Linked DNA regions of Homo sapiens: region 1 is linked to region 2. A link is an interaction called in ENCODE POLR2A ChIA-PET data of the cell type or tissue named here. Cell type or tissue: Caco-2. All regions are shown on one strand. Each heading gives the region's core, and the rest is flanking DNA. Links, peaks and the distances in the headings are about the cores only. Region 1 overlaps BAZ1B (bromodomain adjacent to zinc finger domain 1B). Region 2 has its middle 14 kb from the start of FZD9.

Region 1 (4,386 bases), core at 64-4,063, 83 kb before region 2:
TTACATGTTATTGGCTAGACCTTGGCTTACATAACCACCCAGAGCTGCAGCGGGGGCTGAGAAAGAGAGTATCTTCCTTTGTATTTAAGTCTCAAAAGAGACAGGCTGGCAAGAGAGAAGAGGGAGGGAATAGCTTGGTAGCTAGCTCAGCAGCAGTTTGTGCTACAATAGCCAGTACTTGATGGGGCCAAGATTCACACCTGTCTCTCTGGTTTCAAAGTTCTTGTTCTTTCTTTGTTTCAATAATTTACTCTGACTCCTTTCTATCTCCTAGCTAGTTCTTTTTTATTTGTCATGTCTGGCAGTACTAGTGGGGTTTTTGTTTCTTTGTTTGTTTTTTATTGAGACAGGGTCTTGCTGTGTCTTCCAGACTGGAGTGCAGTGGTGTGATCATAGCTCACTGCAGCCTCAGCCTCCCAGGCTCAAGCAGTCCTCCCACCTCAGCCTCCCGAGTAGCTGGGACTGTAGACACTCAAAACCATGCCTAGCTAAGTTTTTTTTTCTTTTGAGACAGAGTCTCGCTCTGTCGCCCAGGCTGGAGTCCGGTGGCGCGATCTCGGCTCGTTGCAAGCTCCGCCTCCCGGGTTCATACCATTCTCCTGCCTCAGCCTCCCAAGTAGCTGGGACTACAGGCACCTGCCACCATGCCTCGCTAATTTTTTTGTATTTTTAGTAGGGACGGGGTTTCACCGTATTAGCCAGGATGGTCTCGATCTCCTGACCTCGTGATCCACCCGCCTCGGCCTCCCAGAGTGCTGGGATTACAGATGTGAGCCACCACGCCTGGCCGCCTAGCTAAGTTTTTTATTTTTTATAGAGAAACAGGGTCTTGCCATGTTGTCCAGGCTGGTTTCAGACTCCTGGACTTGCATGATCCTCCCACCTTGGCCTGGCAAAATGCTGAGATTACAGGCATGAATCACTGTGGCTGACCATTAGTGGGTTCTAATCACATACTTTATATCAGTCAGTGTCCTGGCAGGAAACAGATGGCATACTCAAATGTAATTGAATTGAGTTTAATAAAGGGGCTGTTGACAGCAGACAGCAGTCTGATCAGGGTTAAGGAAAACTTAACAAGGAAAGGTTGAGTGCCTCATACCTATCAGCAGTTGGGGAAGACTTTATCATTTCTAAACCCCAAGGAAGCAGAGGGAGGGAGTGGGTACAGGAACTAGAAAAGAGTAGCTGCTGTTGTTGAAGAGTACTATGGTAGTGAGAGAAAACTGTAACTGTAACCATCCTCCTAGGGAGGCATTTGGAAATAAACACCCCAAGGATGCTTTACTTCCATCTCCTGGTTTTCTGCTCATGCTCCCTATGAACTGAACTCACCAGAATCTAGAGGGCAAGGGGAGTCTTGGTGGAGGCTGTAAAGGTCAGCCTATTTAAGCATAGAGCCAGGTAGAGAAGGATGGAAATGGAATTGACATGGCAAAACGAAAATATTTTGCACACATCTGCAAGGTGAAAGAAGAAATGTTTGAGGAAAGATGGGCTGAACCCAATGGCTCCTGCCTGTAATCCCAGTACTTTGGGAGGCTGAGGCGGGAGGTTGGCTTGAAGCTAGGAGTTTGAGACCAGCCTGGGCAACATAGGGAGACCCTGTTTCTACAAAAAATAATAAAAATTGGCCGTGCATGGTGGTGCATTTCTGTAGTCCCAGCTACTTGGAAGACAGGCAAGAGGATCGCTTGAACTCAGGAGTTCAAGGCTGCAGTGAGCTATGATCGCACCACTGTACTCCAGCCTGGGCAACATAGCAAGACCCTGTCTCAAAAACAAAAAAAAGAGGAAAGGGAAGAGATACTAGGGAAGTATGTATGTCCATAAACATGAAAATATGTTTAAACTCATCAATAATGCAGGAAATCTAATCGAAACCATAGTGAGATAATGTATACACATCAGATTAATAAAGAAAAAAACTTGCTGCCAAGTTTTGACAGGAATGTGGAATTGCTTATAGTGTAAATAGCACATATATTTTGGAAAGCACTCGGCATTGCTGAATACAATTGGTTATTATACATACCCTTTGACTAAGGATTTTTGCTTGAGTATTTACCCTCAGTTTTGCCGCAGGAAATCTGTGTAAGTATATTAATAGAATTGTTCATAGTAGTCCAATGAGGAGATAACCCAGGTAGCCATCAGTAGTTGAATGGATAAACAAATTGTTAAGCCACACAATACTCTATAGCAGAAAAAATGTGAACTTGAAAGAAGTCGCAGAAGAATACAGTATGATTACATTTATAGAAGGCTCAAAGCAGGCAAAACTAACTCAGAATGTTTGTTATCACTGTCAGGAGGAGAGGAGAGAGTTGTTTCCACCTGTGCGTAGGCTTACTGGGAGATTCTGAGGTACTGTTAATATTCTTTTCTTTTTTGAGACAGGGTCTGGCTCTGTCGCCTAGGCTGGAGTGCAGAGGCACAACCTTGGCTTACTGCAACCTCCACTTCCCAGGCTCAAGCCATCCTCCCACCTCAATCTCCCAAGTAGCTGGGACTGTAGCTATAATGCCTGGCTAATTGTATTTTTTTTTTTTTTCCTCATCCTACAGTCCAAAGGCACTGGCTAATTTTTGTATTTTTTGTAGAGATGGGGTTTCACCAAGTTGCCAAGGCTGTTCTTGAACTCCTGAGCTCAAGCAGTCCTCCTGCTTTGGCCTCCCAAAGTGTTGGGATTGCAGGTGTGAGCCACTGGGTCTGGCCACTATTAATGTTAAGTATTTTAACCTGTATGGTGGGTACACAGGTGTTCATTATTTATAAAAATGTTTTGCACTCTAAGTGTGATAAAAAAAAAAGTAGATATGATGGACATTGGAAGCGTGCCACAAACATTGTCCCAATATAGAGGGGTTTATCCCAGATATTTATTGATGACCGGCTATGTAGATAGCATGTTTTGGGTGCTGGAAAAACAGTAGTGACCAAAATCCACAGTTGTTTCTGTGTGTTTAGCATTGGTGATGAGGCCAGGTGCGGTGGCTCACACCTGTAATCCCAGCACTTTGGGAGGCCGAGGCAGGCAGATCACGAGGTCAGGAGTTCAAGACCAGCCTGGCCAACATAGTGAAACCCTGTCTCTACTAAAAATACAAAAATTAGCCAGGCATGGTGGCGCGTGCCTGTAGTCCCAGCTACTTGGAAGGCTGAGACAGGAGAATTGCTTGAACCCAGGAGGTGGAGGTTGTAGTGAGCCAAGATTGCACCACTGCACTCCAGCCTAGGTGACAGAGTGAGATTCCGTCTCAAAAAAAAAAAAAAAAAAAAATTCTTGATAAGAACTATGAAAGAAAAGCACAGAGTATTTATTAAAGTTTATAATCAGGGGAATCTAGCTTAGAACCAGAATTGGTGTTGATCCAGTAAAGCTCCTCTGAGGAGGCAACATTTAAGGTGAAGCCTGTAGGTTGAGTAGGATATATCCATGGGAGAAGGGGGCATTGAGTATTTCAGGGAGAGAGAACAGGGTGTGTGAAGGCCTTTAGACAGAAGGGAACTTGATGGTCAGGAACGGGGTTTCTCAACGTTGGCATTACAAACTTTAGGACAGATGATTCTAGTGGGTGCTGTCCTGTGCATTGTAGGGTATTCAGCAGCATACCTGGCCTCTATCCACTAGATGCCAGTAGCACCCTCTCAGCTGTGAAAATCAGACATTGCCATATGTCTCGGGGAAAGAAAGGAAAAGAGGTATGACATAATTACCCCTGTACTGTACTGGGAAAACCATTGTACTGGAAGAACAGAGAAAAATCAGTGTGGTTGGACTACAGAAGGAGGGAGGATGGTGGGAATGGTAGTATCAGGTAGCCAAGGGCTAGATCTTGTACAGGTTGTCAAAGGTTAGGTCATGGTTTGAAATCTGTTGTTTTTGTTTTTGTTTTGTTTTGTTTTGTTTTGAGGCGGAGTTTCATTCTTGTTACCCAGGCTGGAGTGCAATGGCGTGATCTTGGCTCACCGCAACCTCCGCATCCCAGGTTCAAGCGATTCTCCTGTCTCAGCCTCCCGAGCAGCTGGGATTACAGGCATGCGCCACCACACCCAGCTAATTTTGTATTTTTAGTAGAGACGGGGCTTCTCCATGTTGGTCAGGCTGGTCTCGAACTCCCGACCTCAGGTGATCCGCCTGCCTGGGCCTCCCAAAGCGCTGGGATTACAGGTGTGAGCCACTGCGCCCGGCCTTGAACTCTGTTGTTTTTGGTTTTGGATTTATCATAAGGGTTGCTTTGCAAAAATGGTTTGAACTCTGTTTTTTTTTTTTTTTTATAAACAGAGTTTTGCTTGTTGCCCAGGCTGGAGTGCAATGGCGCGATCTCGGCTCACTGCAACTTCCACCTCCCGGGTTCAACTGATTCTCCTGCCTCAGCTGCC
Region 2 (4,386 bases), core at 126-4,125:
ATTATCCTGGAGCTCCGGGCCTCCTCCTCCCTCTATTCCTCTTTGTCCCTTCTCCTGCCTGCCATGTGCCATGATCTGTGGAACCAGGGCCTGGGTGTGGGCCTGGGGGTGGGGCCAGGCCTGCAAGGAGGCCCCTGACATCCCCGCAGAAACAGGTGCTTTTTTTTCTTTTTTCAGACAGGGTCTCACTCTGTTGCCCAGGCTGGAGTGCGGTGGTGCAATCATGGCTCACTGCAGTCTCGATCTCCCAGGTTCAAATGATCCTCCCACCTCAGCCTCCCAAGTAGCTGAGACTACAGAGCCCGAGCCCACCACCACGCCTGGCTAAGTGTTTTTGTTGTTTTTTTTTTTTTTTTGAGATGGAGTCTTGCTCTGTCGCCCAGGCTGGAGTGCAGTGGTGCCATCTCTTCTCACTGCAACCTCCACCTCCCGGGTTCAAGTGATTCTCGCACCTCAGCCTTCGGAGTAGCTGGGACTACAGGCGTGTGCCACGAGGCCTGGCTAATTTTTGTATTTTTTAGTAGAGATGGGGTTTCATCATGTTGGCCAGGCTGGTCTCGAAATGCTGACCTCAAGAGATCTGCCCGCCTTGGTCTCCCAAAGTGCTGGTATTACAGGCATGAACCACCGTGCCCGGCCCTGGATAATTTTTTATTTTTTGTAGAGATGGTGTCTTGAGACGTTGCCTAGGCTGGTCTCGAACTCCTGGCCTCAATGTATCCTCCTGCCTCGGCCTCCCAGAGTGCCAGGATTATATGCATGAGCTGCCACACCCAGCCCCTTTTCAGTCAATTCTTTTTTTTTTTTTGGCTGGAGTGCAGTGGCACAATCTCAGTTCACTGCAGACTCTGCCTCCCGGGTTCAAGTGATTCTCCAGCCTCAGCATCCTGAGTAGCTGCTACTATAAGCGCCCACCACCATGCCTGGCTAATTTTTAATTTTTTCTAGAGATAGTGTCTTGAGATGTTGCCTAGGCTGGTCTTGAACTTCTGGCTTCATGTGATCCTCCTGCCTCGGTCTCCCAACATGCTGGGATTACAGGCATGAGCTATAATACCCGGCCCCTTTTCAGTCAGTTCTATCACCATTTCCTTGGGCACCCATGCAAGGAAAAACCTCAGGTGCTACTTTGGGGTTCAGGCCCTGGGAAGCAATGTCACAGAAGGGCTGAGTCAGCTTGTAGAGTCAGATGCCCAGATTCAAATCATGCCCCACGATTGTGTCACGTCAGATAATTTTTTTTTTTTTTTTTTGAGACAGGATCTCACTCTGTCACCCAGGCTGGAGTGCAGTGGTGTGATCTCGGTTCACTGCAACCTCCACCTCCTGGATTCAAGCGACTCTCGTGCCTCAGCCTCCCGAGTAGCTGGGATTACAGGTGACTGCCACTACGCCTGGCTAATTTCTGTAGTTTTAGTAGAGACAGGGTTTCAACCATGTTAGCCAGGCTGGTCTCAAACTTCTGACTTCAGATAATCCACCTGCCTCAGCTTCCTAAAGTGCTGGGATTACAGGCGTGAGCCACTGCGCCCAGCATGTTAGACAATTTTTAATTCATCCTCTTTGTGCTGTTGTTTTCTCAGCTGTGAAAGGAATATTCTGGTGGGGACAAGGTTATAGAGTTGCTGAGAGGGTCTCATGACATGAAGGTACTGGCCTTGGCACAGTGCCTGGTGGGGCGGGGACTCCGCACATGCCTGTGAGGTCACAGTTACTGTCAGTTCACAGCGAACCTTCCCTCCTTTTCCTGTTGACTTTCCCACACTCCTGTAACCGTCCCTCCCTCCCTTCTTCCTCTCTGTCTCTCTCACTCACACACACGCACACAAACACACACACACACACACACGCACACACACACACACACACACTCCATTCACTGTCTCCATGACTCTGGAGTAAACTAATGTCTCGAGTTGCCATTGGAAGCCCCATCATCCTCATTTTGTTTTGTTTTGTTTGTTTGAGACGGGGTCTCACTCTGTCCCCCAGGCTGGAGTGCAGTGGTGCGATCTCAGCCCACTGCAGCCTCTGCCTCCTAGGTTCAAGCGATTCTCCTGCCTCAGCCTCCTGAGTAGCTGTGATCATAGGTGCCCGCCACCACACCCGACTAATTTTTGTGTTTTTTAGTAGAGACAGGGTTTCACTATGTTGGCCAGGCTGGTCTCGAACTCCTGACCTCAGGTGATCCGCCCACCTTGGCCTCCCAAAGTGCTGGGATTACAGGAGTGAGCCACCACGCCCAGCCTCCATTGTCCTCATTTAGACTTTCATGGGTTGTAGGCACTTTTGACTTCCTGGGGTCCTTCTTCCGTTAAAAAAAAAAAAATTAGAAAATTAGGCCACGTGCGGTGGCACATGCCTGTAATCCCAGCACTTTATGAGGCCAAAGTGGGAGGATCACCTGAGGTCGGGAGTTCAAGACCAGCCTGACCAATGTGGAGAAACCCTGTCTCTACTAAAAATAGAAAATTATTTGGGTGTGGTGGTGCATGCCTGTAATCCCAGCTACTCAGGAGGCTGAGGCAGGAGAATCTCTTGAACCCGGGAGGTGGAGGTTGCGGTCAGCCGAGATCGTGCCACTGCACTCCAGCCTAGGCAACAAGAGTGAAACTCCGTCTCAAAAAAAAAATTAAAAATTATATTCGGGCCGGGCTTGGTGGCTCAATCCTATAATACCAGCACCTTAGGAGGCCAAGGCAGGAGGATCACTTGAGGCCAGGAGTTCAAGACCGGCCTGGGCAACATAATGAGAACCCATCTTTACCAAAAAAAAAAAAATTAAATTAAAAATTAGCCAGGCACGGTGACTTCTGCCTGAGGTCACATTCAAGAAGCTGATGTGGGAGGATCGCTTGAGCCCAGGAATTGGAGGCTGCAGTGAGCTAAGATCGTACCACTGCACTTCAGCCTGGGCGTCAGAGTGAGACCCTGTTTCTAAAATAATAATAATTTTAAAAAATGATATTTATGGTTACATTGGGAAAAGATGAATCTATTAATATACATGAAGACATTTTTGGCCTAAAAGTTATATATATTTTTTCCTTCTGATTTTAAAAGAAATGGGGCCAGGCATGATAGCTCATACCTGTAATCCCAGCACTTTGGGAGGCCCAGGTAGGTGGATCACCTGAGGTCAGGAGTTCGAGACCAGCCTGGCCAACATGGTGAAACCCTGTCTCTACTAAAAAATATAAAAATTAGCCGGGCGTGGTGGTGGGCACCTGTAATCCCAGCTATTCAGAGGCTGAGGCAGGAGAATTGCTTGAACTTGGGAGGTGGAGGTTGCAGTGAGCTGAGGCCGCACCATTGCACTTCAGCCTGGGCAGCAGAGCGAGACTCTGTCTGAAAGAAAGAGAGAGAGAGAGAGGAAGAGGAAGAAGGAAGAGGAGGAGGAGGAGGAGGAGGGAGGGAAGGAGGAAGGAAGGAAGGAAGGGAAAGAAAGAGAAGAAAAGAAGGAAGGAAGAAAGAGAGAGAGAGACAGGGAGGGAGGAAGGAAGGAAGGAAAGAAAGGAAGGAAGGAAGGAAGAAGAAAGAGCAAGCCAGCCTTTGGGGGCCCCTGAGCACGTGGTGGGCTCTGGGCATGGTGTCCCCTGTGCCTGCTGGGTAGGCAGCCCTGGCTGCCTGGTGGAGCCTCATTCCCTCTGCACAGAGGTTTGCTTCCCCCAAGTGGGCGGACACACTGACTGGAGTTTCTGTCTTGTTTGGAATTCCCTTCCTTCTTCCCTGCACCTGGGTAAAGAATGCTTCCTCCTATAAAAGTGGGAGGTTTGGCCCACGAGAGCCCTGCAGTCCTTCCCACATCCTCGGCCGAGGAGAAATCTCCAGTATTCTGGGCTCAGGCTCCCCTCTCCCTCCCGGGTGGCTGAGCCAGCCGGGGGTGCCTTGGCTACAGCCCCCTCCCCTGTGTCTCAACCCCAGCCACCCAGTAGGAGAGGTCAGGTCTTTCTGATGCCCGACATCGCCTCTACCCCGCTCCAAAGCCTTCACTGGCTCTCATCTTCTTAGTGTCATACCCACACGGGTCAGCCTGGTGATCAGGGCTTGCTGGGCCTTAGTGACCTGCCATTGCTCTCCCAGCCCCACTCATAGAGCCTGGGTTCCCAACACCTGTGTCTCTCACCCAGCCCAGACACACCAGCAAGCCCAGTGCTTGGCTCACACCTTTGCCCAAGACAGTCCCTCTGCTGGCTATACCCTTCTTGACTGTGGCTTTGTGCTTACTTTTCTTAAGGACAAAGAAATATAATACATCTCACTTATAATCACCTTTTTTTTTTTTTTTTGAGACAGAGTCTTGTTCTGTCACTCAGGCTGAAGTGCAGTGGTGTGATCTCGGCTCACTGCAAACTCTGCCCCCTGAGTTCAAGCAATTCTCCTGCC

Evidence for each region. ChIA-PET counts read pairs that join two places held together with the same protein. Peaks named below come from ENCODE experiments on the same cell type or tissue, not always from the same donor. Only the 100,000 strongest peaks of a DNase experiment are listed, where the experiment ranks them.
Region 1: POLR2A ChIA-PET joins it to region 2 with 8 read pairs; 4 of 35 experiments call an interaction of 5 or more read pairs at or near these places.

What each region holds. Positions count from the first base shown.
Region 1 is chr7:73,500,785-73,505,170 of GRCh38, reverse strand. The region is part of intron 3 of BAZ1B (bromodomain adjacent to zinc finger domain 1B); the gene reads left to right. Among named protein-coding and RNA genes, the nearest start is that of BAZ1B, 19 kb to the left of the region's middle. In Caco-2, for the core only: no CTCF peak of the experiment used is centred there; no DNase peak of the experiment used is centred there.
Region 2 is chr7:73,417,605-73,421,990 of GRCh38, reverse strand. No RefSeq gene overlaps it. Among named protein-coding and RNA genes, the nearest start is that of FZD9, 14 kb to the left of the region's middle. In Caco-2, for the core only: no CTCF peak of the experiment used is centred there; a DNase peak (open chromatin) is centred at 1,756.